Linked DNA regions of Homo sapiens: region 2 is linked to region 1. Evidence: chromatin loops called from intact Hi-C (ENCODE). Cell type or tissue: B cell. All regions are shown on one strand. Each heading gives the region's core, and the rest is flanking DNA. Links, peaks and the distances in the headings are about the cores only. Region 1 overlaps ZNF736 (zinc finger protein 736). Region 2 overlaps ZNF679 (zinc finger protein 679).

Region 1 (12,472 bases), core at 2,732-10,731:
AAAGCTACAGAATACAAATGCTACACTTCAGCCCTTGGATTATTCTCAAGGATGGACCATAAGCTAGGTCACAAAATAACTCTTAAAATAATCTCCCCCCAAATAAGATTATATCAAGTAATTTCTCTGATGATAATAGAATAAAACTAGTAATCACTAACAGAAAAAACTTTCGAAACTATACAAACACAGAGAAATTAAAATATGCTCCTGAATGACTAGTAGGCCAATAAGGAATTTAAGAAAAAAATTTAAAATGTTCTTGAAACAAATGAAAATGAAAACATAACAAAACTATGAATACAATGAAAGAAGTACTAAGAAGGTTTATAGCAGTAAGTGCCTACATCAAAAAAAGTTAAAAAAAAAATCTCCAAATAAACTATTGATATATCATACAGAACTAGAAAAGAGCAAACCAAACCCAAAATTAGAAGGAAAAAATAAAAACTATAGCAGAAATAAATGAATATAAAAACAAAAATTCAGAAGAAACATAATGAAAAGTTAGTTTTTTGAAAAGATAAAATTTACAAAACATTAGCCCATTGGCTAAAGATTTGGGATTCAGGGTCCCATGGTGTTTGAATTACTTTCAGGTCTGAAGGTGCCAAGTGCATTGAAAGATGGGGCTGGAATGGCTGATTGCTCTGCTGTGAAGCTATTTTTCTACAAATCTGGCTGAAGTGCTCTGGAAGGGACTGTGTATTAAAAATAGGCAGATAAATATTCTGCCTGCAGATTTTGGGGCAAGCCAAAGAGAGAAAAGCCTCTCTGAACTAAAGCCTTGTGTGTACCTCCTGTGTTTATATCCTGTCTGGTAATTCTGTACAGTGTTTGGAAAACATAATTAAAAACAAAATTATCTCCAACTTCAGAGACACTCTAAAATGGTACAAGAGAAAGAAAATTTTTTTTTTTACATAATTAAACCACAATGTGATACCCATCATAGGCAATCTGCTGAGATTACAAAAGCAGAGATAAAAATCACCATATTTAGTCTTTAAGTAGAAGACTTAACAGCATAATTTGTCATATATAGTTCATCTTAAATTAACCGGGTAATTGAGAAGCCTATATGTATATTGGGTATATTCAATGAAAATTTAAATTGGCTATATTCAAAAGCAAAATAAGATTTCCTTGGCTTCATAATATTTTATGAAGTTACCTACTGTAGGACAGAAAGGTAATCCATTTACATTTCAATGCAATGGTTTCCAGGTCCTAGAGAAAGACATTTCTAAGTTAAAAAGGCTGACAAAGTCCTATTTACCTGTTTAAATGATGTACATACATTTAACAGAGACACAAAATAAATTTACATGTAAAAGTTTTCTTAAATTATTTTTTAAAAGGAGAGTAAAATGTCTTTTTTTATCTTCAAGTTTCATAATTTAAGTCTGGTATTTCTAATTTGTATTTGCCCTTACAACAGCCAAGTCTAAGGCCATGACCTTGAACTCATGGACATCTGATTTCCAGTAGGCATTTTAATCAGGCACCCGACGAGTGGCATTGGGTACAATTTGTTCACATGAAAGAGGGTTTAGTCAGGAAGTAAAGGCAGAAGAAAGATGCTATGAAGGACTGTTAATCTGAAATAATCTGAATAATCAATAAAGCCTCAAAATCCAATTGTAGAGTTTATTCAAGTGAAAAGCTAGAAATAGTCATCCAGGAGACAAAAGCTCTAGTGAAATAAGATGAGTGCTTCATAGGTGAAAGTTAAGTTCTTATTTCTACAGGCGAAAAACAAATTTAACAAGACTACAACAGTTTCTATACAAGGCTGGCTTAAGATTTACAAAAAATTAATTGGTTACAATGTATTTTTCCAACTTTTTTTTTTTTTTACAACTGGTTTTTCTTTCCTTTTCAACCTAAGCGTGTATTTAACATTTCATCTTAAGACAATGCAATAGCCATAGGTAAGAGGGAGGTTAATCTATAACGAAAGTCAATAGTGAAGGGGAAAGAGGTCTTCCATGGGGCACTTCGGCCATTGACAACACCTGACAAAAGAATGCAGCTGTAGAAGTAGGTGTAATCCATAAACAGAAAAACAAAGGTTACAGCTGCCTTGTTACTGCTGCCTGTCATATTACCCAGATTTTGTACTTACATTCCTTTAAGACCCAGAATAATTTAGAGTATCAAACAGCTTAAATTTTGAATTATTTAGTTTCATAGGACCTATGGGCAGGGGAAAGTCCAGAGTTAGTGGAAAGACTAATTTGTGCTACAGATAGTGGCTCAGAAAGGGTTAGGCTCTGGCTTATTTCTGTGTCTATGCAGGTAGATGAGACTATGATCAGGTGACTCAGAAGCCCAGTTGACTGGATGGAGCAGGTTGTTGCCACAGATTTAGCGTCTGAGGACAGGGATAAGTCTAAAGTCCTCTAGGCACTTGTATCTGGCTGAAATGTGAGCATGGAGATTTGTCCTAAGAGGGTTGTGAGCACATTATTATATAGTGTGCATGTGTCCGGGGGGGCAAAATCACATACTGGTAGCTAAATGGGAGGAGTCTGCCCTCTTAACTCACTTCCTATGTGTCCTCAGTTCCTGTTGACCCTGGGAGAAACATGGCATCACAGAACAATTTACAGTGTGACAGTCTGTGTGCACTAGAGCAGAACCTCCCTTTTCTGAGACACCTGGAGTCTCCCTTCAGCCCGGGGCCTGCCTGACACTTGCTGAGTGATTCACAGGCACGCACATGTCCTTGGCTCCTCTTATGTTATTTGTTGATGATTGACTCAAGTGTCAAAAACATGAGCAAAACAACTCCATTTTCTTTTGAGTAACCCAGGGCATATTGTGAGAAGTTATTATAGCATGAGCATGAAGATGTTTTTATCCCAGCTTTGTTGGAAAATGAACAAATCAAAAACAAAAAAAGAAAATGAACAAAATCAGCAAAAATGGATATGTGGTAGGAATAGATGGAAGCCTTTGACAATTATGCCATGAATCCATATTTTATAATATGTAAGTAATAAAGCAGAATATAACTGCATTAAGAGATAAGATTATGTTTTCAAATAGTTGGTATGTGTTTACTATGAATTTTTGTACCACAAATACCCCCTGCTTTTAGGTATTTATTTTTTTACTTTTTTAAAAAAATCAACTTTTAAGTTCCGGGGTACATATGCAGGATGTGCAGGTTTGTTACACAGGTAAATGTGTGTCATGGTACTTTGCTGCACAGATCAACCCATCACCCATGTATTAAGCTCAGCACCCATTAGCTGTTCTTCCTGATGCTTTCCCCGCCCCCTGACAGGCCCCAGGGTGTGTTGTTCCCCCAAGGTGTCCATGTATCTCATCATTCAGCTTCCACTTATTAGTATGAGAGCATGCAGCGTTTGGGTTTCTGTTCCTGTGTTAAGTTTGCTGAGAATAGCGGCTTCCAGCTCCATCCATGTCCCTGTCAAGGACATGATCTTTTTCCTTCTTATGCCTGCATAGTATTCCATGGTATATACCTACCACATTTTCTTTATCCAGTCTACTGTTGAAAGCAATGTGGGTTAATTCCATGTCTTTGCTATTGTGAATAGTATTTTTTTTTGTTTTACTTTTAAAAACAATATACTGCTTAAGTTTAATTGAAAAAAATAAATTTTTAAAACATACTTTGAGAGCACAGAACCTATTGAAATGTAATCACAAGTGTTTCATGCTCAATAAGCAACTGTAGTTTAATATTTGTTATGAATATTTGTTGACTGTGTTTCAAAATTTCTTATCCGGTATTTTTAAAAAATATTTATTACTTCAAATGAGTGCCCATAATATGGTAAAGATACAAGAGATTTCAAATAAAAAAGAACTCACAGAATTTACATGTTTCGAGGAAAATGTCACAGCTGTAATTGGTTAGAATTTACATAAAGGCAGATGTCTTTATACAAACACATAAGACAGAAAAGCAGAGCAAAACTGTGGTTTGCACCAGGCAAGATAAGGAAAAAAAGAAGGCGCTAAAGAAGGGAATCCATAAACAGTGTGGTTAAAGACTGTAAGTTTAGGTGGCCCTAGAAAGGCCTTACTAAGAATTAGGAGGCTTTAGTAATTAAGTAATAGAGAGTGACTAAGTAGTTTTGTAAAGAGTAAACAGAAAGACATACATTTTTTATAGAATTAAAATGTTGATGGTCCTATTAAACTATTATCTAATCTGTTCCAATAATTGACATATTCTTATTACTGTTATCTCAGTTAATTACACTAATAAATATTTTAATTTTCAAGTCAGGATATTACTTCTGTCTCTTAATATACTCAACGATAAATAATCTGTTATTATTATCTGTTTCACAAATAAGAGCTGTGAGACACAAAGAGGCTGTGTAACTTATAAAAGTTGACTTTTTAATTGTGAGAATAAGTTTCAGGTCCTTTTTAAAGCGAACTTTCTTCTCTATTAGATGTCTTTTGTCACATTCTCAGCCGTAATTTTAGAAATGTCTGTATCTTCACTCCTGCTCACAATGTATTTTGATGTTACTATCTTAACACTTCTTAGAACAGTGCTTGGCATATTGTACATAGCATTATCAAACATGATTCCCAAAGGAAAAAAATAAAAACATAATTTCTATTTGTAGATGATATACTATACCTAGAAACTCAAGAGATTTGACAAATACCAAGATTTAGCATAGTGGCAGCATAAAAAATAAAACTTTATAAAATAAATATAAAAATTGATGTTCTATCATATTGAGATACCACTTCACACACATGAGAATGGCTATTATATGAAAAACAACAGCATAATCCCTAAAAGAACAAGCGGTAAAAAGAAGAGGGAGAAATTAGAATGATTTTTAACTCCTGGTGCAAATGTAAAATGGTGTAGCCACTATAAAAAACAATGTGGACATTTCTTGGAAAAAAAAAACCATAAAATGTACCTTCTTCTATGTTTAGAACATAGAATTATATGATCCAGCTATTTCATTGCTAAATTCAGACTGTAGTTCAACAACATACAGCTTATCACTAATCAATGTTATTTCTGCAAACTAACGAGAATTCCTGACAATGGCTGACTACTTATTCTGCTTCTTACTTTATAAACCGTATTAAAAAGGCCAAAGTTCATATCTTAGGTAACATGCATCTGAGTCTTCCAGGCAGCTGTCCTCACCTTGGCTGAAGTAAATTCTTTAAAATTTTATTTTTTTGCCCCTGCTTCTTCCTTTGGATTGATATTTCTGGTGCTGTGAGCAGGATTCAGAGGGACACCCCCAACCATCCAACATCCCTCTTGAACTCAGAAACTAGTCAATGAGAACCCCTTGTATTCTTCCAGCTCCCAGTACATTGTTGAGTGTAAGGGGTGAGTCCTCCTGAATTCAGATCTCCCTACTATTTCATGAGGTCAAGACTTTGCTTGAGCTGTTCTTTTCAACCCTCACTTTCTAGAAAAAATATTTCCATTTTTGGCTAAAGTCAGGAGATTTTAATTTCAATATTTTTAACTGCTTTCTCTGCTACTGTCTCAAGACAGAAAATCTGGGTCATAATACTGGCAGTCTAGCCCTGGTGGTTTTACTTCTTTTGTTCTAAAATTAGGTAACATGCTTTAAAAAACACAGCTGTTTTCTATTGCTTCTAATTTGAACTTGACTTTTTGGGACCTTCAAAGCAAAAGGTGCATGGGAGTGAATTCTCTCATCCCAAAGATAAAAGGCAATTTCTTTAACTGACTCATTTGGGTGCTCTAGGCAACTAGAGACTTTGTAGAGGTGTTAGGATGATTTTCAATGCTTTGTACCAGTCTCACAGGGTCCTCCCAAAAGAAAAACACCTGCAGAGACTTTTAACTAAGCTGGAAGTAAACATAAGCATTGCTCACCCAGCACTATAATCAGCAACTCTTGGGTGACACCTTGAGGAGTGATGCTCATACACAGCACACTTAGACCTGGTACACTGCTCTGGCCATGATCACCTTTGAAAAGTTTCTAAATTATGGAAAACTGATCATCAAAACCATTCTTTTCCTTCTAGGTAACATGCCTTAGAAACATAAGCTGAACTTATGTATAATACCTATGGAGCTTCATCTTGCAAATGCCTGGGTAAATGTACCGACATGACTTCAGATGACCCCAAAATGCAATGACAAAAATGAAGGTCTTATGACATTTCTAAATTAATATATTTCCATGCACAATTGGAAACGGCAGGTTTTAGAATGAAATTTAATGAAAGGCCTTCTTTCTGTTTTGCCTGGCTACATTCTAATAAGAGATTTCAAAGTACATTTTAAGAGGGCTCTTTCACTTCCTCAAAAAAAAACCTTTTAAATGTTCAAAATGCCTGTTTGATTGCTGCAGGATTTACAATACATACTTTAACTTTTTCCAGTCTTTTCTCAGTCTCTCGGAGATGTAAATCTTACCATGTATTTGAAATGTTAACATCCAGAGAATTAGCAAAACAGCATTCTAGCTGAGATCAAATTGGAGAAAAAAAAATTGAAGTTTTTTTAGACCAAACCTCAAAATTTTATTTCTCAATGAATTATCTCTAGCTTAGGCAAAAAAACATTACATACATAATAATTAATTACTAATGTATTTGTTTTTATTATTTGATTTTTGCTCTTGACCTTCTGGAGTCCACATTTGTAAACTTGTCTACTCCCATAGACAGCTTTCATTCTCCTGTTTTACCAACCATTTCTTAAAATCTTGTGTCTGGCCTTTGTGGGTAGATGGTAAACTGAGAAGCTGAGATACTAAAAAATGTGGCCTGAAAATATAGATTGCAACCCACTTGCAGTAAGCTGTTCTTAGGAGAAGTTTTGATTACAGAAGAGCTACAATTTTTTTGTTATTTCTCTGAAGTTTTAAAGTCATACAGGATTTCTTGGATTTGGCCTCATGAATGTTTGTGTTGGTTTTTAGTCACTAGTTCAGGTATCCCTTTAATTTAAAATTTCAGTTTATATTTAGAGTGTAATAGAAACTTTTGTTGTTTTGTTTGTTTAGTCTTCTCTCTGGAACTAAATAAAACCATATACTGTGGTTTGGAAAAAAGAAAACTATTTACTGAAAAATTTCAAAGAGAAACAGCTTTGAATAGTGATTACCCTAGGCCTCCAGTAAACAAAAATGCCCCATCTCCAAAATTCCTTCTTGATGTAAATTTTAGAAAGAAAAAGATAAATTTTAGAAAGAAAAAGACAAGTAAAGAAATGTTTTTGTCTGAGCGTAGTGGCTCACACCTGCAATCCCAGCACTTGGGAGGCCGAGGCAGGCAGATCACGAGGTCAGGAGTTCGAGACCAGCCTGGCCAACATGGTGAAACCCTGTCTCTACTAAAAATACAAAAAATTAGCCAGGCGTGGTGGCAGGCACCTGTAATCCCAGCTACTTGGGAGGCTGAGGCAGGAAAATTGCTTGAATCCAGGAGGCAGAGGTTGCAGTGAGCCAAGACCGCTCGACTGCACTCCAGTCTGGGCAACAGAGCAAGACTCTGTCTCAAAAAAAAAAAAAAAAAAAAAAAAGGGAAGAAATGTTTTCTATTTACCTGGGTAAAATCTAATTTTAAAAAATTTAAAAGCTCTACAGTCAAAAGTCCATTTATTTAGAATTGACAGTCAGGCTTAGTCAGGCATATATATATATATATATATATATATATATATATATATATATATATACACATACACACACACACATACATATACACACACACACATACATACATACACATATTTTATATATACACACACACACATACATATACATACGTATTTGAGGCCTATGGTTTTCCCATATAAGGTCTTTAGTTAACTGAATTTCTCTCTCCCTAGACTAGCATCTCTATGTGTCCGTTTCTTCTCTTGCCGACATGATTTTTGCAAGGATAATGTAAAACTTTACTGGCTCTTTGGAAAACAAAGTCTTCTCAAACTGTCTCCTCTGGAATTAATTCTTCCATTTACTTCTATCTGTCTCATGTTCCACTTAAAACCTTTTGTCACTATAGAGGACAACTAAAGGAAACTTCTAGCAGCCTGAGACCCCTTGAAGAGCACAGATAAAGTGCCACAGGCTTCTCCTTTTTGGCAGGGTACCTCTGTTTTTCCTCATGAAGCCCCCAGAGTTGTGGGTAAACAGTTTCTTTTCAGGTCTGAAGCTCTACTCCCTTTTACAATGAACTCCCTCTCTAGGGCTTTTAGATACAAACATGAGTAAGTTATATGTTGTGTCTACATGTATATATATGTCTATAAATGTCTTTGTGTATTATCTACATGGTACTGAATTAACTTAAAGATAACTGGTCATGAATTAAAAAAATAAGCCCAATATTTTTAAGAATATGTGAATTGAGTAAATCTTTTGGTAAACATGACTAGTTTAATATTGTTAGTTTAATTTTAAAAAAGTCTTTTGACTTCTCAGCAAAATATGTATATATTTAACTTTATTGCTTTTATGATACTTGCCCAACATGGTAATATAAAAATGGATAATAGGAAGTTTAACTTTAGATGAGTATATTAGTCTGTTTCATGAGATTTTACAAAAATAATTGTTAAGAATAAATAAATAAAGCATGTAAATGGGACAAAAGTTTATAAACTTACAATACTGATTGTTTTGTAATGTGTTTAATTTAAATAGTTTCTCAAATCTTTATGGAAACTACACTCGTAGACTGTTGCTAAGCTACATTAAATGATGGCTATTCATTAAACATCTAAATTATCTCCAAGTAAGACAAAATGCTAAGATATTAATTTTTAAATACAAGTTTAAGCTAAATATTTTTGGTTTCTTCACAGAAACCAAAGATATTTAGATCTGTTAGTATGCCCTATTCCACATTAAAAATGTTTCCATTTAAAATCCTATGTTTCTAAAAATTAGAAAATATATCTTTATAAAATTTTAGTTCATGACTAATAGTTAAAATTGCTTACTTCTCAGGCTTTCACTATAAATTAAGATTATTAAAAATTAAAATTCTGCCCAAGATTCGTAACTAAAACTATTGTTAAGGAGAGAAACAACTTTACATACACAGTACAAAGAAAATGTGTTTCTTGATGAAAAAAAAATATTTTAGAAACAGATGTGAGAATGTGGTTTTTCTTAAAGAAACGGCAATTTTGCTGAGTTTAGAGGTTATTTAAAAAATACATAAAATTGAGAGAAAAAAGATAAAGAAAATGAGGTAAACTTAATGGATATAGAAAGCTGGAGAAAGAGAAAAATAAAATTTTAAGGGGTTATAAAAGGTTTACAGAAATCTTGTATGGTCAAAGCTGATTGAGATTGAATACATCTGTTTATAATGCTTTCCTAAGGTTAGCTTTAATATTAATAATATAAAAATAAAATTTGATTTTCTACTTTTATGAAGAAGATTTACTCCAAATTTGTTGGAAGGAACCATATTAGATTTTCTTGGCCAGTACCTGTGCCACTAAATTGAAGGGTAATGTCTTTTAAAATATCTGGTCACTGCTCTCTCTACATAGCTCTGAAAAAACCCAGTACTGGACAAATTCTCTCTAACTTTTCCACAGGCATGGCCACCAATCTGTTTTAGATTAAGATTCTATTTGAAAAAAATCTGCTAATTATCTGCCTGGCTTTCAAAAAACAGCTTCATTCATTTTATTGGAAAAAAATGTTTTTGCCTTGGTGAGGTGTCACCTCCCATGAACACATGATTAAAAATATTTTTATAAGCTTAGAAAAAATTACTGATAAAACTGTTACATCCATTGCAGCTCAAAAAAAAGCTACTGATTCACTGGCTACGATTATACTAGACAATCATATTGCTTTAGGTTACATATATTACCTGAGCAAAGATATGTATGTATGGTGGGAAATATCTTTTTATTGTGTACACATAAATACTTCCTACAAAGTAGAAATTTTTTAAAAAAATGAGTTGGCCACTGTCACAAATTCTCCACCCTGCACAAGAGAGAAACTGATGTTTTCATGAATGTTTTGTAATTTACGTGTTAATCTACCACACTTTCTTGTAGAAATGTATTTATTTTTCTGCAGGCATCATGAGAGAGACATTTCCTCTGTCTTTTCCCAGGTAGCATTCCCAAAGCTAAGCCCTGGGATTCTGTTTGAAATCATGCTAAATAGAACAGACGCGGAATCTTACTACACTCACTGTGGGAAATATAAAAGGTAAATGAGAATTTTCAACCAATGGAATATAAACTATTTTTTTCTAAAATCTACCTCTTTTCTTTTAGAAAATTTTTTTTTTAATCTTTCAAGCTCTAATGATAAAATCCATTATACAATTAATGAAAAACTGAAGTTGAAATAACTGAACATATATATTGAAGGTGACAAACACAGGGAGAAGTAGTGCTGACTGGAACACAAATGTTTTAGACTCATGTGTCAATCACTTGAGAGATTCTCCCACCCCCATTCTGCTCACTAAAGTACTTGATCATCACTCTCCCAAAAGATACTGCACTTGCCCCCTGTGTGGCAGATGTGTATTTTGCTTTGCAAATTTATACACTCCCTCACTAGAGTGGATCTTTCCTGTACTTTGGGACAGTTATTCTCCTTCACAAGCCTGAGAGAAACCAGAGGGCAAGATGCATTTGTGCCTTTTCCCCTCAATATCAGCACCTGATTGGTTGACCACCAATGTGTCTGCAAGAAATGAAAACTAGGATTGAGGGGAAAAAAATCTTAATGTTAAAGCAGTTAGCTTTTTAGAGGAAGGGTGAATCAGGAAACTGCTCTCAGCACGAGGGCATCCAGCTGCTCCCCTGAGAGGCTCCACCCAATGCCTCAGGCTCTTCTCTGAAAGGAGATGACCCAGGGGCTAATGTTTGCTAGACACTCCAAGAGATATGGTCCTTGTGGGTATCTTGGATCATCCCCAGAAAGCTGTAATACTTGGACCAGGAAAACACAGGAGAGTGACTGAGGACACATCACCCTGCAAAGGATCCAAAGACATTCTGGGAAGGCGCGCGTGCCTAGAGAAGATGAGAGGAGATGCGCAGTGTCAGGTGACTACTCTTTGCTTTTCTGTCCTGTGAAATATGCACAAACAGACTAATATATTAAAAAGAGCCACCCACGGCTCTGTTAAACAAAAATAAACAAAATGCCACATCCGTTTTAAAATTAAATAAAGAACTGATAGTTCATAATGTGATTTGGAGAGGGATAGTTGGCATTTGGGAATGTGGGAAAGAAATTGGAAATTTAGAATTTTATACAGTCCCTAGAACAGTTAGGCTGGGAGAACAGTTTTAGATTTGAGACCCTGCTTGCCAAACATTTGAAAAATGCAGAGAAAACCAACGACCCTGTGGAGCATTAAAATAATTAAATAGCTAGCAATTAGGCTGAAGTGGCCATGGTGCCCTGGGATTCTGCCTAAGGAAACCTAACTACGTCGAAGGAATTTCTGGTAAATTATTAACTTTGAGAAACAACAACAACAACAACAAAACAACTTAGGCTTAACCAACCACAAGCTGCCAATAAAAAGCTCTAATTACATAACCAGGACATTTCCACCGGAGGGCTGCAAATGCAATACGTAACTGTAACCAATCAAATATTGAATCTGGTTTGCTTCCTCATACCTCTTAAAAAAAAAAAACAACCTTTTGTTCCAAGACCCTCCTTTGAGCCCCCAAACAACAAATCATAGCTGGGTGTTCTCTGATTGATAAATTACTGTTTGTGCAAGTAAACTATTTGTATTAATCGCTTCTGGCATTACTATAAATACCTCAGACTGGGTAATTTATAAGAGGATTAATTGGCTCATGGTTCCACAGGCTGCATAGAAAGCATAACACCAGCGTCTGCTTCTGGGGAGGCCCCACCCAGAAAGCTTAAAATCATGGATGAAGGTGAAGCAAGAGCTTGAAAAAGAGGCAAGGTGGGGTGCTGTACACTTCTAAATGATGAACTTCAGGGAACTCACTCACTATTGAGAGGACAATACCAAGAGGAATGGTGCTAAACTATTCGTGAGAAATCCGGGCCCACAATCCTTCCACCAGGCCCCACCTCCAACATGGGGGATTACATTTAAATAGGAGATTTGGGCTGGAAAACACATCCAAATTATATCCTAAAGTTGCCTCAATTTAGGCTAGGGTGGTGGGTCATGCACGTAATCCCGGCACTTTAGGAGGCCCGAGGCGGGCGGATCACCTGAGACCTGAGCTCGGGGAGTTCGAGACCAGCCTGAGCAACATGGCAAAAGCCTGTCTCTACAAAAACAAACAAAACAAAATAGGCGTGGTGGCGCACCCCTCTAGTCCTAGCTACTTGGGGGGCTGGGGTGAGAGGATCATCTGAGCCCAGTAGGTGGAGGCTGCAGTGAACCGAAATGCACTTTAGCCTGGGCAACAGAGTGAGACACTGTCTCAAAAATAAATAAATTTAAAAAAGGGCCATGATTTTAT
Region 2 (12,472 bases), core at 2,392-10,391, 56 kb after region 1:
CATGGGGGAAAATTACCCCCATATTCCAATCACCTCCCACCAAGTCCCTTCCTTGACATGTGGGGATTACAATTTGAGATAAGATTTGGGTGTATAAGATCTTAAAGTTACAAATTCAATACAGGGCACAGAATATGTATGTATTTTTTTCAGAATCTCTGAGGTTTCTTGGTTTCTAGTTAATTATCCACCTTATTAAAATGATCTTTTTTGTTTCAATATTGTTCTTTTCTTCTGAAAATGCATACAAACTCACAAACACACTCACTTGCTACATAACTTTCTTACACTTAAGGTATATCTTTTATTTATTTATTTTTAGATGGTGTCTCACTCTGTCACCCAGGCTGGAGTGCAGTGGTGCCATCTCAGCTCACTGCAACCTCCACCTCCCGGGTTCAAGCGATTCTCCTGCCTCAGCCTCCTGAGTAGCTGGGACTACAGGCACGCACCACCATGGCCAGTTAATTTTTGTATTTTTAGTAGAGATGGGGTTTCACCATGTTGGCCAGGCTTGTCTTGAATTCCTGACCTCAAATGACCCACTCACCTCAGCCTCCCAAAGTGCTGGGATTACAAGCATGAGCCACTGCACCCAGCTGGTGTATCTTTAGTATATTTGTATATATAACTCTATGTAAATAAAAACTAAAAGTCTGTTTTTGTTTGTCAGCAGAGAGGTCACATGTAAAAAATATATAAAACAAATTTAAAAAAATAATCAACTCAGAAATGTATGGATATTAATTATACTCATGTAATTTTTATGATCACAAAATGACCCTATGGTTAATAATTCAATTGCACATACTGAGATAACTAAAAGTTGATTGTTTGTAATACAAAGGATAAATACATGCTCGAGGTGATGAATACCTCATTTACTCTGCTGTTATAATTAAATATTGTATGTCTGTGTTAAAATATCTCATACATGCCATAAGTGTGTATGCACACTATCTACCCACAAAAGTTAAAAAAATTTTAAATAAGATAAAAAAGAATACAAATTTGACCTATGGGAACAAAATTCTTCAACTTATTTGCAGTCTAAAACCGCTGGCAGGCAAGGCATGGTGGCTCACACATGTATCCCAGCATTTTGGGAGGCCAAGGCAAGTGGATCACCTGAGGTCAGGAGTTCGAGACTAGCCTGGCCAACATGGTGAAACCCCATCTGTACTAAAAATACAAAAATTAGCCAGGTGTGGTGGCATGTGCCTGTAGTTCCAGCTACTTGGGAGACTGAGGCAGGAGAATCGCTTGGACCCAGGATGTGGAGGTTGCAGTGAGCCGAGATTGCGCCACTGCACTCCAGCCTGGGTGACAGAGCAAGACTCTGTCTCAAAACAAACAAACAAACACACACTGGCAAAAAAGAGATTACTAGACATGTCATTCCCCTACATTAACAAATACTATATTGTTACCATCTTTAACCTAGAACCTTAAGTAAGATGGGACACGTTAAAATTGATAGCAAATCAACCCTTCTTTCAAAGCACAAGTCTTAACACATTAAAAACAATTTTGTTTAATGAAAAAATTAAGTTCATACATAATCTTTAAAAAATTTTAAATTTATTGCATTTTATTACACAAAGGTACAATTGATAAAATAATTTATTACTAACATTGAAAGGTTTTCCTCTCACTAGAATTCAGAATATTACTGTGAACACCCACCTTATACGTCACTAAAACAATTTTATAAGTCAACCACAAAGAGCCTCTTCATTTAGATTTTTCATTATGCATGTTACAACCTAATGTCCTTACTCTTTCATAGGAAAGTTCATGAATAATGGACACCTATAAAAAATAATCTCTCATATCTCTGATGCAACAATTCATCAAATACTTTCACAAACAATGGGAAGAAAGAATCAACATGAGGTAACTCGAGACTTGGGTTACATTATTATTTGCTTTTCAGAAAATGTATATTTTTTTTACAGAAAAAGAAGCATACCTCGGATGTAATTATAAATCTCCAAAAAAAAAAACTACTTCGTTAAAATGTATATAATGTTAGCTTTGGATCATTTTTATAACTAGCACCCTGATTTAGTGTAATGTCTGAAGTTTCAGTGCCTTCATTCTTTCTACTGTGAATTCTCAAATGTTTATATAGACTTAATTTTTGATTAAATATATTTTCCCCATTTGCTACATCTGCAAAAATATTTTTTAGTAGAAACTGGTGTTTTCTAAGCTGTAGTTTTTGAACAAATGTTCTTTCACATTCATTACATTTTCAGGCTTTCTCTCAAATATAAATTCTCTGACGTTCACCAAAGTTTGAGCATCTGCTTCAGGGTTTTCCTTTAATATAAAATGTGTACAATAAAATCTATATTACAAGTAAAGGTACTACAATCCTCTTTATGTTTGAAATGTTTGTCTTCAGAATAAACAGTCCTTACTTTAAAGGCCTATATTTTCTGAAGGTCTTTTTACAGTAATCACATGTATAATACTTTTTTTTTGAGATGGAGTCTTGCTGTGTTGCCCAGGCTGGAGTACAGTGGCCCAGTCTCGGCTCACCGCAACCTCCGCCCCCTGGGTTCAAGTAATTCTCCTGCCCCAGCTTCCTAAGTAGCTGGGATTACAGGTGCATGCCACCATGCCTGGCTAATTTTTCTATTTTTAGTAAAGATGGGGTTTCACCATGTTGGCCAGGATGGTCTTGAACTCTGGACCTCATGATCCACCTGCCTTGGCCTCCCAAAGTGCTGGGATTACAGTCATGAGCCACCACACCTGGCTTATAATGCTTTTATTAAGTATAAACTTTCTGATATTAAGATGTGAACAGATATTAATGGCTTTTCACATTCTTTGTATTTGTACAATTTTTCTCTGGTTATAAATGCTTTCTTGTGCCATAAGGTGTGAGAATTTGTTAAAAGTTTTGCCACATTTTTCATTTTTGTAGGAGTTTTCTTCAGTATAAATTATCTTACCTACCCTAATGTGTGACTACCATTTAAAGGCCTTGCCACATTTAACACATTTCTGGAGTTTCTCAACAGGATGATTTCTCTTTGTTAGAAAGTTTGAGGTGTGGTTAAATGCTGTGTTACATTTTTTATGTATGTAGAGTTTCTCTCCAGCATAAAATTTTTAATTAATAAGGATGGAGAACCAGTTAAAGGCTTTGCCACATTTTTTTTTTTTTTACAATTGCAGGGGTTGTCTCCAATATCAATTATCTTACATTTATTCAAACAAAAATTTGAGGACTTTTTAAAGACATTTCCATATTCCTTATTGTAGGGTTTCTTTTCAGTATTAATTTTCTTAATGTAGAATAAGGGTTCAAGACTAGTTAAAAGCTAAAGCTTTTAACTACATTTTTGTTTTTGTAGGGTTTCTCTCTAAAATGAATTATCTGATATTGTGTAAGGCCTGAGATGTGCTTAAAGGCTTTGTCACATTTTTTACCTTCATAGAGTCTCTCTAATATAAACTCTTTTAGGCTTTGGGAGGCTGAGAGGCAGTTAGATCACTTGAAGTCAGGAGTTCAAGACCAGCCTGGCCAACATGGTGAAACCCCATCTCTACTAAAAATACAAAATCAGCCAGTGTGGTTGCATGCACCTGTAATCCTAGCTACTCAGGAGGCTGAGGCAGGAGAATTGCTTGAACCCAAGAGGCAGAGGTTGCAGTGAGCTGAGATCATGCCACTGCACTCCAGCCTGGGTGACAAAGTGAGACTTCATCTCAAAAATTTTTTGTTCTCAAATAAATTCTCTTAGGTTCCTTAAGGTTTGAGGGCTGCTTAAAGGCTTTGTTACTTTTTTTTACATTTATAAGACTTTTGTTCAATATGAATTATCTTATGTACAATAAAGGTTTGGAACTGGTTAAAGGCTTGGCCACATTCTTTACACTTGTAGTGATTTTTTCAAGTATAAATTATTTTATGTATTATAAGGTCTGAAGGCTGGACTTTATCACATTATTCACATTTGTAGGGTTTCTCTCCAGTATGCATACTCTTATGATTAGCAAGACTTGAGGACCACTTAAAAGCTTTGTCACATTCTTCACATTTGTAGGGTTCCTCTCCAGTATGAATCCTCTTATGAGTATTAAGAGTTGAGGAGAAGGCAAAGGCTTTCCCACATTCTTTACATTTGTAGGGTTTCTCTCCAGTATGAATTATCTTATGTTTCTTAAGGGTTGAGGAGCAGTTAAAGGCTTTGCCACATTCTTCACATGTGTAGGGTTTCTCTCCAGTATGAATTCTCTTGTGGTAAGTGAGGGATGAGGATAAGCTAAAGGCTTTGCCACATTCTTCACATGTGTATGGTTTCTCTCCAGTATGAATTCTCTTGTGGTTAGCAAGTGTTGAGGAGCGGCTAAAGGCTTGGCCACATTCTTCACATGTGTAGGGTTTTTCTCCAGTATGAATTCTCCTATGTTTAGTAAGGGTTGAGGACCAGGTAAAAGCTTTGCCACATTCCTCACATCTGTAGGGTTTCTCTCCAGTATGAATTCTTTTATGTTTAGAAAGGGTTGAAGAGCAGTTGAAGGGTTTGCCGCATTCTTCACATTGGTAGGAATTCTCCCTAGTATGAATTATCTGATGTTGATGTAGTTGTGAAACCATGCAAAATGATTTGCCATATTTTTTACATTTGAAATGTTTCTTTCCAGTATGTCTTGTCTTATGTCTATTGGAATTTGAAAATTTGCCGAAGACTTTGACACATTTATGAGTCTGAAATATTTTGTTTTGGGTAGTTGACAAACATTGGTTAACTTCATTACAACCTCCTTTTTGCACCTCACACTCACCCATGCTTTTACATGTTTTTACTTGTAAATTGTCATGTCCACTTTTTCCATATCTTCTTGGTATTACTTTTTGGAGTGAATCTTTTATGCCTAGCTCTGGCGGAAGGTCTTGGGTGAAATGAGAACACATAACTGAAAGACATAAAAATCACAAGTTACTTCACTTACTACACCCAGATAGATATACTTTACAAATCGAATATATAAAATTATACAAGGTACTTTAGCAAAATGGCATATCAAATTACCACAGGCCATAATTCCTTCATAGGTGTATAAATGTAACAAAAACATAGTGATCAAAATACCTTTGCTGGAAATTTATAAATAAAGTGTGTGCACCAGGTGGGCACAATACCAAGAGCCATATAGACAGAAAAGAAAAGTCTGATACATTTACCCAACACAGCCCTTCTTCATCCCCAATAGAAGAACATGGTGTCTTTAGGAGTAAACTGGCTTTTATTACAAAAGACCAGAAAAATACTGGCACCTATATCTTTATTTTTGGCTTATGGAGGCCTTTCTGTCTTCCATGATAGAAAGTGCTGAATCAAATGGTAGTATGCTTTGAAATGACACCTTTAAGTCTTTTGAGATCAAAGGTGAATGTTACAACAGCAGAAAGACTGTAGTACATGGATAGAAAATAGGTGTGGAAAGTAGCTACCTACTGGTAAGAAGAAACATGGAGAAGTCTTTTAATGGAAAAATAAATACAAAATTGCAGACAAGACACATCCTGAGAACATGTTTGAGAGACTCTGTGAATCTCTAGCCAAGAAAGAAAATTGGTTTCAGGCTATGCCAAGAAAGAGCTGCATTATAAAGATCGTGAAAGGTAGTTTTATGTTAATGTTTAAATCTCAACCAAAGATTACAATGTATACAAAACATGAAGACAACATGGTCTAATCAAAAAAATCAAAAATTTTGAAAAAGCAACTACAAAAATAAAGAGGCATATATTAATTTTAAAAACATAAGATAATCCATATTATGCTCAGTGAGAAAAATGGAAAACCAGACACCTAAATAAAATTAGAAAAATAAGAATATCAACAATAGGCTTGGAATAATAAAAACAAAACAATCATGGAATTAAAAAAGAATAAGTGAAAAAATTTAGAAGTAAGAAAAAAATAATGTAAGAAATGAAGAAGCTAAACAAACTAGGATATACACAAAAAGATCCATAACACATATTTAAACAAAGTTTCAAAAGTCACTAGCCAGAAGACAATCTTGGGAGCTATAAGATAAAAGTGAGGTATTATTTATAAGCATAGTCCTCTGACACATTTGACAACAGAAAGCTTGCAGGTCAGAAAAGAACTGTGTACAATGGTCAAAGTGCTGAAAAAAAATCTTCATGGTGAGAATAATAAATGCAGCAAAAATATACTACAAAATAAAGAAAAAATAAAGATCTTCCAGAATAAACACATGCTGGAAAAGCATATAAGCACTGCATGTGCCCTAAATAAAATGCTGAAAAGAGGTCCTGCCGCTTAAAATAACATGATGAAAAAAATACATAATCATATGAAAATATATAACTTTCTGAAAAACATATGCATATACAAAAAATAAAAATCTGTGGTATTATTGTGATCATGCAGAAAACATTTTTAGTTATTCTTTAAAATTTCAAAGATATAAGCATAAAAATAATCATAAAACATAAAAAGATATAATTATCAACATCAATAAGATGTATAGGGTAGATATAATGAGGACAAATTTTTCTATGCAACTGAAGTCATTTTTTTTTACCAGTTTAAAAAATATTGTGGTAACATTTAGAGGTGTTATGAAATCTCCAGTGTAGCACAAAGAAAAAATCTTTATAGACACACAAAAGAAAATGAGTCAATTACTAGCATGAGACAAAGATTGATATTATATAATGGTAAAATAAGTCCATTTACTAGGAATCTATAACTATTATGTCTATCTATATGTATAAGTATATATAACATCAGGGTTTCAAAATATATAAAGCAAATATTGATAGAAGTGAAGCAAGAAATAAAATGGCAGCATAAAATTATAAACATTAAGACCTCACTTTCAATAATAAATAAAAAATTGAAATAAAAAATTAATTAAAAAACAGAAAACCTGAAAAACATTATATAGTGTATGAATTCATTTTGCATTGCTATAGAAAATAACCTGAGACTGGGTAATTTATAAAGAAAAAGACTTCTTTGGTTCACAGTTGAGTAGACTGTACAAGATGTATATGCCAGCACCTGTTTCTGGTGAGGATATGAGGAAGCTTACAATTATAGTGGAAGGCAAAAAAGAACCAAACATGTCACATGGTGAAAGATGATGCGAGTGTGAGGTGGAATAGCCATGTTCCTTTAAGCAACCAGCTCTCATGTGAATTAATAGAGGGAGAACTCTATGATTACCAAGGGGATTGTACCAAGTCATTCATGAGGGATTTGTCTCCACGATGCAAACACCTCTCATTAGGCCCCACATCCAACACTGGAGATTACATTTCAACATGAGATTTGGAGGGCACAGAGCTCTCCAGTCAAAAGCAAGAGGATACACAATATTTTTATTTGCACCTGGTATGTTCTGTTAGAATACATAGGTCTTAGCAAATTTCAAAAGATCAGCCAGGTGCAGTGGCTCACAGGTGTACTCTCAGCACTTTGGGAGGCCAAGGTGGAAGGATCACTTCGGGCAAGAAGTTTGATACCAGCCTTGGGAACACAGTGAGACCCAGTCTCTACAAATAATTAAAAATTAGCTGGGCATGGTGGGGTATGTCTGTAATGTCAGCCACTCAGGAGGCCAAGGTGGAAGGATTACTTGAGTCCAGGAGGTTTAGGCTGCAGTAAGCCAAGACTGTGCTACTGCACTAGAGTCTGGGCAACAGAGTGAGAAACCCCGTGTAAAAAAAAAATTTAAGAAGAGCAAAATCATACAGCCTATTTTTTCTAACCAAAACTGATAAAACTAAAAAGAAAAAAGGTAAAACTGGCAAATCAAAAATACATGGAAATAAACACACTTTTCAATGTATTCTTGCACAGGTCAAATAATTTAATTTAATTTAATATTTTTGCTCAGGGGTCAAAATAGTTAAATGACAACTTAATTTGTTAAGATGTCAATATAACCCACAGTGGTGAACAAATTTAATATAATCTGTATCAAAATTCCAAAAGTATATTTATTCCTGAAATATTGTTTAAAAATTTTAAACTTTATTTTGAACTATATCTAGAGAAACACACGTGAAAAACAGAGGCAATATACTTCTTAATTTTAAAACATAATAAAAAGCAACAATAACAATGACTATGTGGTATCCACACAAAGACAAATAAGGACATGATAGAGCAAAATAGGGGGCCCAGCAATGAACTCTTCTGTGTATGAGCAAATAATCTGCCACAAGGTTGCCATGAGCAGACAATGGAGAAAATATAATCCCTTCAACAGACAATGTTGAAAACTGGATATCTACATTGAAAAAATAAACTTGGATGCTTTAATTGCATCATATACAAAAAATATTTTAAACAAAATACTTTGGAAAAAAACTAACGAAATTCTTAGAAAAAAAATATAGTGGAAAGACATGACATTGGTCTTGGCACCATTTTCTTAGACATGCCATCAAATGCATGAGCAACAAAGAGAAGAACAGGAAAATTTAACTGGGCTAAACTTCAAAATTTCTGTAATCAAGTAACACATTTAATAGTGTGACAGTGCCACCCAAGAAATGGGTGACAATATTTGAAAATCACATGTGATAAAACTTAATATTGAGAATTTATAAACAACTCCTAGAAGTAGACAACAATAACTGAATTACTTGATTTAGAAATGGTCAAGCGAGCCAGGCGCGGTGGCTCATTCTTGTAATCCCAGAACTTTGGCAGGCCGAGGTGGGCAGATCACCTGAGGTCAGGAGTTTGAGACCAACCTGACCAACATGGTGAAACCCCATCTCTACTAAAAATACAAAATTAGCCAGGCATGGTGGCACATTCCTATAATCCCAGTTACTCAGGAGGCTGAGGCAGGAGAATCATTTGAACCCGGGAGGCAGAGGTTGCCCTGAGCCAAAATTGCCATTGCACTGCAGCCTAGGCAACAAGAGTGAAACTCAGTCTCAAAAAAAAAAAAAAAGAAAGAAAGAATTGGACAAATGATTAAACTAAATTTTAATAAAAAAAGATATACAAATGGGAAGAACTATTTGAAAGGTTGCACAAAATTAATAATTTATAGAAAAATGCAAAACAAAATCACAATACAAAACAAAATTACTTTACATCAATTAGAATAGCCAATATAAATTTTTTCAAAAACACCAACTATGTTGATGTAAAGAAATTGAAGTCTATGTAAGTTGTTGATGAGAAAAAAGATGCAGCTATCATAAAAAATATGAATGTTCTTTGAATAATTAAAAATGAAATTATACAATACAGCAATTCTATTTATAAATCTATATCTAAAATATGCAACACAGTAAAATGAAGACATAAGAGGTATCCTGCTTGTATATCCCCCCACAGCAAGTCTCATAACCCAACCTCTAAATAAATAAATACATGGATAAAAATTAAAAAATAAAAAAGTTGTAAAAAAACCTTAAACTATATTTCAAGTCTATAGTAATGACAACAGAATGGCATGTGCAGAAAAACGGACAACCACCAATGAAACAGAAACTACTATTCTCACACGTTTTAGACATGATGCAAAAAAAAATTTTTAATGGTTTAACATAGAGTTTCTCAAAAATATGCAGATATTAGCATGCCCCCAAAACAATGGTAAAGCAGTCAGTCTCTGATAAGCCATAAAGAAAACTTTGGCTCACACTGTGAACTTGAAGAAAGATTACTGAAGCGAAAGTAGAATCCTTAGAGAATTTAAAAGCATGGGGCAGAAGGTATCCCTATCTGAGAGCAAAAGAAAAAAAAATGACTCGGGCTTCTTAGAAACTCTTTCCATGGAAGCACATCTCCCCAAATCACATTTTAAGGACTGGCTTCCTCCTTGACTTTTGCACCTCTCATCTGTGTCATCCGCTTCATCCACTCTCACTTACCTGGGTGTTTGGTTACCATCTCATTTCTCTTTATATTCCAAGGCTCTTTATTTTGCTCCAGACAGGTGATCAAGTCTGGCTTAGAGACAGCAATACCTGTTTTATTAAGAAAAAAAAGTAACATAAATCTTGCTGAATTCTTTAATTACCAAACGAGTATTATGCTTAGTAAAGAGGATATAATAGAAAATTCTAGAAAATTAATATTGATTCATAACAGAACTTTTTAACTATTTAGAAAATATTTTAAATTTGTAGGTCCTTAATTTCACTACTCAGTACTACTGAATCAAAAATTGGTGGCAGCAACTGAATTCTAAGGTGTGGGCAACGATATTTTATGCCATGACATTTTTGGAATTGCCACTAACCTAGAGTGAAAGATACATAAGCTCAGGAAAGGGAAAAGTTCAGGTCAAGATAAAACATCTTGAAGAATTTGTTCTACACCAATGAATCCCCAAGATTTTCTTCAAATCAGAGAGCTAAAATTCACTCATGCAAAGCAGAAATTACCAAAAAACATTTTAGAAAAGAGAGAAAAGAAATATATTAGGAATTGTGTATTGAAGTTATCCTCACCCAGGGAGACCAGGTTTCTGTAGTTCTCTAACATCACATCTCTATATAAATTCTGCTGAGCGTGATCCAGGCATTGCCACTCCTCCAGAGAGAATTCTATGACTACATCTCTGAATGTCAACAGTCCCTGAAAAACAATAACAACAACAAAAAAACACTCATGAACACACAAACACTTACTATGTGGCCGTAGGCAGAGATTTTTATTTGACTCAAGTTAGAGAGTAAAAAGAAGTGTTTCTCACTTATAAGAGTGACTAAAATTATTCAATGATAATTTTTAACACTGAAGTATTCTCTAACTCTCCACAATACCACTGTAGATATGATACTTTTCTGGATGATAAATTATTAAATTAAGGGCATCAATATGCACATGTCTATTTTTTTCTTTTCTTTTTTCTTTTTTTTTTCCTTTTGGAGACCAAGTCTCACTCTGTTGCCCAGGGTGGAGTGCAGTGGCATGATCTTGGCTCACTGAAACCTACGCCTCCTGGGTTCAAGCGATTCTCCTGCCTCAGCTTCCCAAGTAGCTGGGACTACAGGCGTGAGCCACCATGCGTGGCAAATTTTTGTATTTTTAGTAGAGATGGGGTTTCTCCACGTTGGCCAGGCTTGTCTTGAACTCCTAACCTCAGGTGATCCACCCACCTCGGCCTCCCAAAGTGCTGGGATTACTAGCGTGAGCCCCCGCACCTGGCCTAAATTTAATTATAAAGAAACACCAGTTTTATGCAAAGTTGAAGATACAGATAACTTCCCTGTTCTGTAATTTTTAATAGTAACATTAAGTAGCCTTTCTTTAGCACCCTAGAGAGCAAGTATCTCTTAATAGGTTTTTTCAGAACTTTCTGGGTAATAAGTGCCATCCTGTTTATGTTAGCATTTTCTAAATCCTGTTCTGCATGGAACTAATAGAGCACACAGATGAAACTTCAACAAGACATGTTTCACTTTTCTTTAATATCCAAAGACAACTGTGTTTCCCCAGTAAAAATCTTGAGTATCCACACCTTCTCATGTTCAACAGCTACAATGGGAACATTTTAAATACCGCAGGTCATAAATTTGTGGTGAGAATTCTGCATGGCATACAAAAATCCAAGATGAAGAAAATATCTAGAAGGCTATGGTGTGGCCAGGCACGGTAGCTCACGCCTGTAATCCCAGCACTTTGTGGGGCCAAGGCGGGTGGATCACTTGATGTCAGGAGTTCGAGACCAGCCTGGCCAACATGGTAAAACCCTGTCTCTACTAAAAATACAAAAATTAGCTGGGCGTGGTGGCAGGCACCTGTAATCCCAGATACTAGAGAGGCTGAGGCAGGAGAATCGCTTGAACCCACAAGGCGGAGGTTGCAGTGGGCTGAGATTGTGCCATTTCACTCCAGCCTGGGGGACAAGAGTGAAAACTCGGTCTCAAAACAAACAAAACAAAACAAAACAAAACAAAAACAACAAAAAAAGAAGACTATGCTATATAGAAAAATTTTTTTTCAGAACCCCTGGACTATCATAAAAATAGCAAAAAATAATTGAAACAAACTCATTAGGTATAAACAGCACAAGCAGAGAAGTAAACATATGCATGTTCCGAACACATGGCATTCCAAAGGCAGAGTGGACACTGCATTTTTTTTTTTTTTTTTTGAGACCATCTTGCTCTGTCGAGCAGGCTGGAGTGCAGTGGTGCAATCTTGGCTCACTGTAACCTCCACCTCCTAGGTTCAAGCAATTATCCTGCCTCAGCCTCCTCAGTAGCTCAGATTACAGGTGTGTGCCACCACGCCCGGCTGATTTTTGTATTTTTAATAGAGACGGACTTTCACCATGTTGGTCAGGCTGGTCTCGAACTCCTGACCTTTTGATCCACCTGCTTCAGCCTCCCTAAGTGTTGGGATTATATGCGTAAGCCACCACGCCCGGCCCGCACACTACTCTTGATCTGAGACATGCTCACCAAGAAAAAGTGATTTTTTTCTTTTCC

Evidence for each region. Hi-C counts contacts between places; a loop is a spot of excess contacts. Peaks named below come from ENCODE experiments on the same cell type or tissue, not always from the same donor. Only the 100,000 strongest peaks of a DNase experiment are listed, where the experiment ranks them.
Region 2: it touches region 1 in a loop (2.7-fold over the local background); 2 of 110 quality-filtered maps call a loop at or near these places.

Annotation. Positions count from the first base shown.
Region 1 is chr7:64,314,555-64,327,026 of GRCh38, reverse strand. The region is part of intron 1 of ZNF736 (zinc finger protein 736); the gene reads right to left. Among named protein-coding and RNA genes, the nearest start is that of ZNF736, 6.8 kb to the right of the region's middle. RefSeq lists a silencer at 3,909-4,109. In B cell, for the core only: no CTCF peak of the experiment used is centred there; DNase peaks (open chromatin) are centred at 5,866 and 6,296; H3K4me3 peaks cover 699 bases; H3K27ac peaks cover 4,012 bases.
Region 2 is chr7:64,258,362-64,270,833 of GRCh38, reverse strand. It overlaps ZNF679 (zinc finger protein 679), which reads right to left. Exons shown (of 5, transcript NM_153363.3): 3 at 10,487-10,613; 4 at 9,905-10,000; 5 at 3,903-4,938. The coding sequence ends at 3,965. Among named protein-coding and RNA genes, the nearest start is that of ZNF679, 36 kb to the right of the region's middle. In B cell, for the core only: no CTCF peak of the experiment used is centred there; no DNase peak of the experiment used is centred there.